Linked DNA regions of Homo sapiens: region 2 is linked to region 1. A link is an interaction called in ENCODE POLR2A ChIA-PET data of the cell type or tissue named here. Cell type or tissue: PC-9. All regions are shown on one strand. Each heading gives the region's core, and the rest is flanking DNA. Links, peaks and the distances in the headings are about the cores only. Region 1 has its middle 47 kb from the start of ARFGEF2. Region 2 overlaps ARFGEF2 (ARF guanine nucleotide exchange factor 2).

Region 1 (2,911 bases), core at 320-2,819:
TTTGGGAGGCCAAGACGGGCAGGTCACCTGAGGTCAGGAGTTCAAGACCGGCCTGGCCAACATGGTGAAACCCAGTCTCTAGTAAAAATACAAAAAAAAAAAAAAAAAAAAGCCGGTATGGTGGCGGGCGCCTATAATCCCAGCTACTTGGGAGGCTGAGGCAGGAGAATAGCTTGAACCCTGGAGGTGGAGGTTGCAGTGAGCTGAGATTGTGCCACTTCACTCTAGCCTGGATGACAATAGCGAGACTCTGTCTCAAAAAAAATAAATAAATAAAAATTAAAAAAATAAAAATTCAAGCAAGAAAATATAAAAGCACAACAACAGCGGAAAATACGTCACCATGCTCCTCATCCCACCATCTTCCCCCTACTCCCTAGAGGTAAACACTTTTCCCAGGCGTTTACACACAGAGAAAGCTATTTTGCCCCCTTGGTGCCGAGACAGTCTTGCTCTGTCACCCAGGCTGGATTACAGTGGGGCAATCGCAGCCCACTGCAGCCTCTACCTCCTGGGCTCAAGCAATCCTCCCATCTCAGCCTCCCGAGTAGCTGGGACTACAGGCATGCTACCACACCCAGGTCAGAAACGTTTACTTAATACAATGAGATCATTCTACATGTATTTGTACCTGACAATTATAAGCATCTAGTCATGTAATTATTATATGGACTCTACAATTAGGCATTTGGGGTCACCATTTTATAAATGAGGAATCTGGGGTTAAAATGCTTATCCAAGATCACCCACCTCTTACATAGCTGAACCAGAATTCGAACCCACGACTTTCCAAAAATTCTTTTGATTTACAGTGAGCTGCCTCTATAAAAGCACAAGAGGTTGCACCACAAAACCTGTTGTTATCAGCCCCCTACATTTATCCTTTGGGACCACAGAGGAGGGGTGTCCGTGTGTGTGTGTGTGTGTGTGTGTGTGTGTGTGTGTGTGTGTGTGTGTAGGGGGTGGGTGGTGTCGTGTGATTTAGGAGAGTGTTCACTATGACTAGCGTTGTGGCGGGAGTTTGGGAGACATGATGAAGAGGAGGAAAGACCTTCACCCTCAGGTCACTTACAATTAAGCCAAAGAAACCAGGAGCCTCTCTTGAAGCAGTTTAATAAGATGGCAGGATGTGGCCAGGCATGGTGGCTCCCACCTGTAATCCCAGCACTTTGGGAGGCTAAGGCAGGCAGATGACTTGAGGTCAGGAGTTTGAGACCAGCCTGACCAACATGGTAAAACCCGGTCTCTACTAAAAATACAAAAATTAGCTGGGCATGGTGACACACGGCTATAGTCCCAGCTACGGGGGAGGCTGAGGCAGGAGGATCACTTGAACCCAGGAGGTGGAGGTTGTAGTGAGCCGAGATCACACCACTGCACTCCACCCTGGGCAACGGGAGTGAAACTGTGTCTCAAAAAAAAAAAAAGAAAGAAAAGAAAAGATGGTGGGATGTGCTAGTGTAAGCCTTGGGTACCCATGGGGAGTTTTATTATCTGTCTGTCTCAAAGCTGTCCCTTGACAGAGAGCTCAGCCAGAAGCTAGTATCCCTGATCAGAGTTTGGGGAGGACACAGGTCTTAGCCATCTTCCCAGAAAATGGGTAAGACTGAGCGAAAGGAGAAAGAACGTACTCTCACATGAAGTGGGAACAGTGACAAATACTACAGTCTTCAGCAGCATCCGGTGTGACATGAGTGTGCGCTCAGGGGGCTTCATTCAGACTGGGTGTCAGGGAAGGTTTCTTGGGGAATGAACATTCCAGCCAAAACCTGAAGGCCAAGTGGGAAGCAGCTGAAGAACAAGGGAAGAGAGATCCCCGCAGAGGGAACGGCGGGTGCGAAAGCATTGAAGCTGGAGAGGGCTGGGCATTGTAGACACAGAAAGGAGGGCAGCAGGGTAAGGATGACTGTGAGGAGGAAAGGAGAAGGCTGAGCAGCTGGCAGACGCTGGGCTGTGCAGGGACTTGAGCTAAGCTGTTTAGGGAAAGGTGTGACATGACCACAAGCTGGTGCCAGAGTGACCACAGAAGAGTGGCTTCCTGGGCATCTAAGAGGGCACAGTCAGGGCGGTAAGTGGCTTAGAAGCAGGGCCGCGATCAGTATTGTGTACGTTGTGTGATGACTCTGGAGGGGACTGAATCTGGGTATGCAGCTAAACATTCAAGTTCTCAAAAGCGTGTTTCAAATAGCAAAACTGGAGAAGCCCTTTAATGGAGTTTGAAAAAGGCACAGGAGAGAAGTCTGACGTGTTTCAGTGCAGGGTAAGGGAAGAAGTGGGGAGGGATTGGGTTTGGAGGGTGTCACGAGGCGACAGGTGAGCCGAACAAATAGGACATTGCTAAGCAAGGCTGGGAAGAAAGGGACGACGGGCAGAAGGCACAGCAAAGGCCAAGGCGGGGTGTTTGGAACATGCCCAGCTGGTGTGGAGAAGAGACTGGGAAGGATTCAAGCTCAGGCTCCTGGAGGAGAAAGGCATAGGGGAATGCTGGACCGTTCACCTGGGGGTTGGTTATGCAGAGCCTCCGATGCCTGACATGGGAACGAGGGAGTGGCCTGATCAGATGGTTCGTAATAACTTGGCAGATTCACCTCCTGTGCTCTCTCACCCCAAGGGACTTGAGTGAGTCATTGGGGCCCTTCCTCCTCTCCCTCCACACAAACACACGACTTTTGGGGAGGCCAAGGTGGCAGATGGGGGTGATAGATCCTGTAATCCTATCCCCAGTCCAGGGGTCAGGAAGTTCTTTCCCCAGCAGGCTCCCACCCAAGACTGCTGTTAAGACTGAGGTTGGAGAAGTGTTTTTCTCATCCACCCAGCCTCAGGTGGGCAGGACGGGAGCCAACCAGAGCCCTCTGGAGACAGTTCTGTCTGTGGGATCCGCCCTTTGGAGGACACAAATGAAACCCAATGC
Region 2 (2,911 bases), core at 171-2,670, 160 kb after region 1:
GTATGTTTTACCTCCTTAAAATGCCTAAAAGTTAGTTAATAGTTACTTTGGTTTAACCTATACACAATGATTAAGTGCATTTAATATTGGTAATTTAATGAAAACCATTCCTTGCCCAATGGATGTATAAATTTTTGAAAGAATAAGCAGAATTATATAATATGAAATGCTATGTAAAGTTTTCTATGTAAAAATATTATGTATAATACTATTAAAATATCCCATGCTTTGATCAGGTGGTACATCAATAAAATTTTAAAAAGTATAGCTGTTTCTAATGTGTAGTAATTTAAAAAACATATATCAAGCCGTAGTTTTGGGTCAGTTTATGTCCCTCACCAATGAAAGGGGGAAAATTCTAGTCATGAGATTCTTTATATGCCTCTTGAATCTATTAACTTTGTTGTTGCTAGTTACAAAATGTAATTGTAAGGATCAAGTAGTGGCTATTGGTTCAGCCAGTACACATTGACAGCTTTGAAATATTCAGATGCTAATTTATTTATTTATTTTTGAGACAGGGTCTTGCCCTGTAGCCCAGGCTGAGAGCAGTGGTGCAATCACAGCTCACTGCAGCCTTAACCTTCTTGGTTCAAGTAATTCTCCCACCTCAGCTTCCTGATTAGCCGGAACTATAGGGCCAGTAGTGAGACACCTTGCCTGGCTAATTTTTGTATTTTTTTGTAGAGTTGGGGTTTCACCATGTTGCCCAGGCTGGTCTTGAACTCCTGGCCTCAGTGATCCTCCCACCTTGGCCTCCCAAAGTGCTGAAATTACAGGTGTGAGTACCACGCCAACTGAGATGCTAATTTTTAAGTCAATGTGACAAATACTAATCAGATTCCCATAACAGTGTTTAGGATCTACATAAATTTGATTCTGGACATAGTTCTATACACAAGGGTAAGAGACTGACAGTGTAATTCCCCAATAATTAAACTAAAGGTATAATTTTCCAAATCACTTTTAGTAACACAATAAATTCTAACTTTTTTTAAAAATAGAGATGGGGGTCTCACTATGTTGGCCAAATTGGTCTTCAGCTCCTGGGCTCAAGTGATCCTCCCACCTCAGCCTCCCAATGTATTGGGATTATAGGTGTAAGCCACTACATCCAGCCAATTCTAACTTTTTAAGTCTAGGGTCTGGCATGGTGGGAGGATTGCTAGAAGCCAGGAGTTTGAGACCAATCTGGGGAATGTAGTGAGACCCTATCTCTACAAAATAATAATAGCAAGTGTGGTGGCACACGCCTGTAGTCCCAGCTACCCAGGAGACTGGGGTGGGGAGGACTGCTTGAGCCCAGGAGGTCGAGGCTGCAGTGAGCTTTGTTTGTGCCACTGCACTTCAGCCTGGGTGACAGCCTGTCTCAAAAAAACAAAAACCAAAAAAACCTTCTGGCCACAAAGCAAAAAGTTGCATAGCCACGGTAAAGATTTAGTTGGTTATAAAGTTGTAGTTATTGCCACTTTAAGCTAATACTTCGTTTTGGAGCTTTTATACACAGTATTTTTGTTAGGGATCACAGTTCTGCAACCTCTGCTCCAAAAAGAATGAGTTTTCTTAAAGGGAGCTTAACTTCTGAAGTCTTAGTGATTCATAGGTGTGCATAGAATGTGTGATTCCACATCCCAGGTGGAAAGAAAGCAATCTTTCCACCTCAGCCTCCCAAAATGCTGGGATTACAGGCACGTGCCACCATGCCCAGCTAGGTTTTTGCTGAGGTTAACCTCTTATCTCTTGTCCCTCCCTCCACCACAAAAACCACAAACAAAAAACACTTCTACAGCTTCCTTCTTCTTGGCTGTCTTTGTCAATGTTTCCAATTTTTTTTTTTAAGAGACGTGATCTTGCTTTGTCACCCAGGCTGGGGTGAGTGGCCTCATTGCAGCTGACTGCAGCCTCAATTTCTCGTGCCCAAGCCATCCAAAGTTCTTTGTTCTATTATGTGGACAGACACGAAGGGCATGGCATTTGTTAAGTTCTGTTAAAGTCTTCTCTGCCTCTCTCATGTCTGTATTTTTGTGGCCCATGTCTTCTATGTGGTTGAGTTGTTCCCCTTGTTTATCCAGTATTGTGATGATCTTGATTCCTGCATCCTGAGACTCAATGGCTAAACCCAGGATTCTCCTTGTACTTTCTAGAGACTCATCAGCAACTTGGTGAACCCTCAGATGAATTCTTTTTGATTCAGGATCTTGCTGTGGCTCCCAGGCTGGAGTGCAGTGGCAGTGGCACCATCATAGCTTACTGCAGCCTCAAATTCTTGGGCTCAAGCAATCTTCCTGCCTCAGCCTCCCCAGTAGCTGGGACTACAGGCACACCTCACTATGCCCAGCTAATTTTTTTAAATTTTATTGTAGAGACAGGGTCTTGCTACGTTGCCCCAGCTGGTCTCAAACTCCTAGGCCCAAGTCATCTTCCCACCTCAGCCTCCTAAAGTGCTGGAATTTACAGGCATGAGCCACTGGACTTGGCCCTGAATTTCTTTTAATGACAGATTATCCATGATGAATCAAAACTATCAGGCATGGGCCAGGTGTGGTGGCTTACACCTGTAATCCCAGCACTTTGGGAGGCTGAGGCGGGCAGATCACTAGAGGTCAAGAGTTTGTGACCAGCCTGGCCAATGTGGCAAAACCCTGTCTCTACGAAAAATACAAAAATTAGCTGGGCATGGTGACACACACCTGTAGTCCCATAGTCCCAGCTACTTGGAAGGCTAAGGAACAAGAATCACTTGAACCTGGGAGGCCAAGGTTGCAGTGAGCTGAGATCACACCACTGCACTCTAGCCTGGGCCACAGAGCAAGATTCCTCAAAAAAAAAAAAAAAAAAAAAAAATTACTTGGCTAATTTTTGTATTTTTAGTAGAGACTGGCTTTCACCATGTTGGCCAGGCTGGTCTCAA

Evidence for each region. Peaks named below come from ENCODE experiments on the same cell type or tissue, not always from the same donor. Only the 100,000 strongest peaks of a DNase experiment are listed, where the experiment ranks them.
Region 2: POLR2A ChIA-PET joins it to region 1 with 17 read pairs; 3 of 35 experiments call an interaction of 5 or more read pairs at or near these places.

Annotation. Positions count from the first base shown.
Region 1 is chr20:48,873,464-48,876,374 of GRCh38, forward strand. It overlaps a transcript of PREX1 not described here. Among named protein-coding and RNA genes, the nearest start is that of ARFGEF2, 47 kb to the right of the region's middle. In PC-9, for the core only: no CTCF peak of the experiment used is centred there; no DNase peak of the experiment used is centred there.
Region 2 is chr20:49,036,429-49,039,339 of GRCh38, forward strand. It overlaps ARFGEF2 (ARF guanine nucleotide exchange factor 2), which reads left to right. Exons shown (of 39, transcript NM_006420.3): 39 at 1-265. It also overlaps the pseudogene SNAP23P1. Among named protein-coding and RNA genes, the nearest start is that of CSE1L-DT, 8.2 kb to the right of the region's middle. In PC-9, for the core only: no CTCF peak of the experiment used is centred there; a DNase peak (open chromatin) is centred at 1,723; H3K27ac peaks cover 448 bases.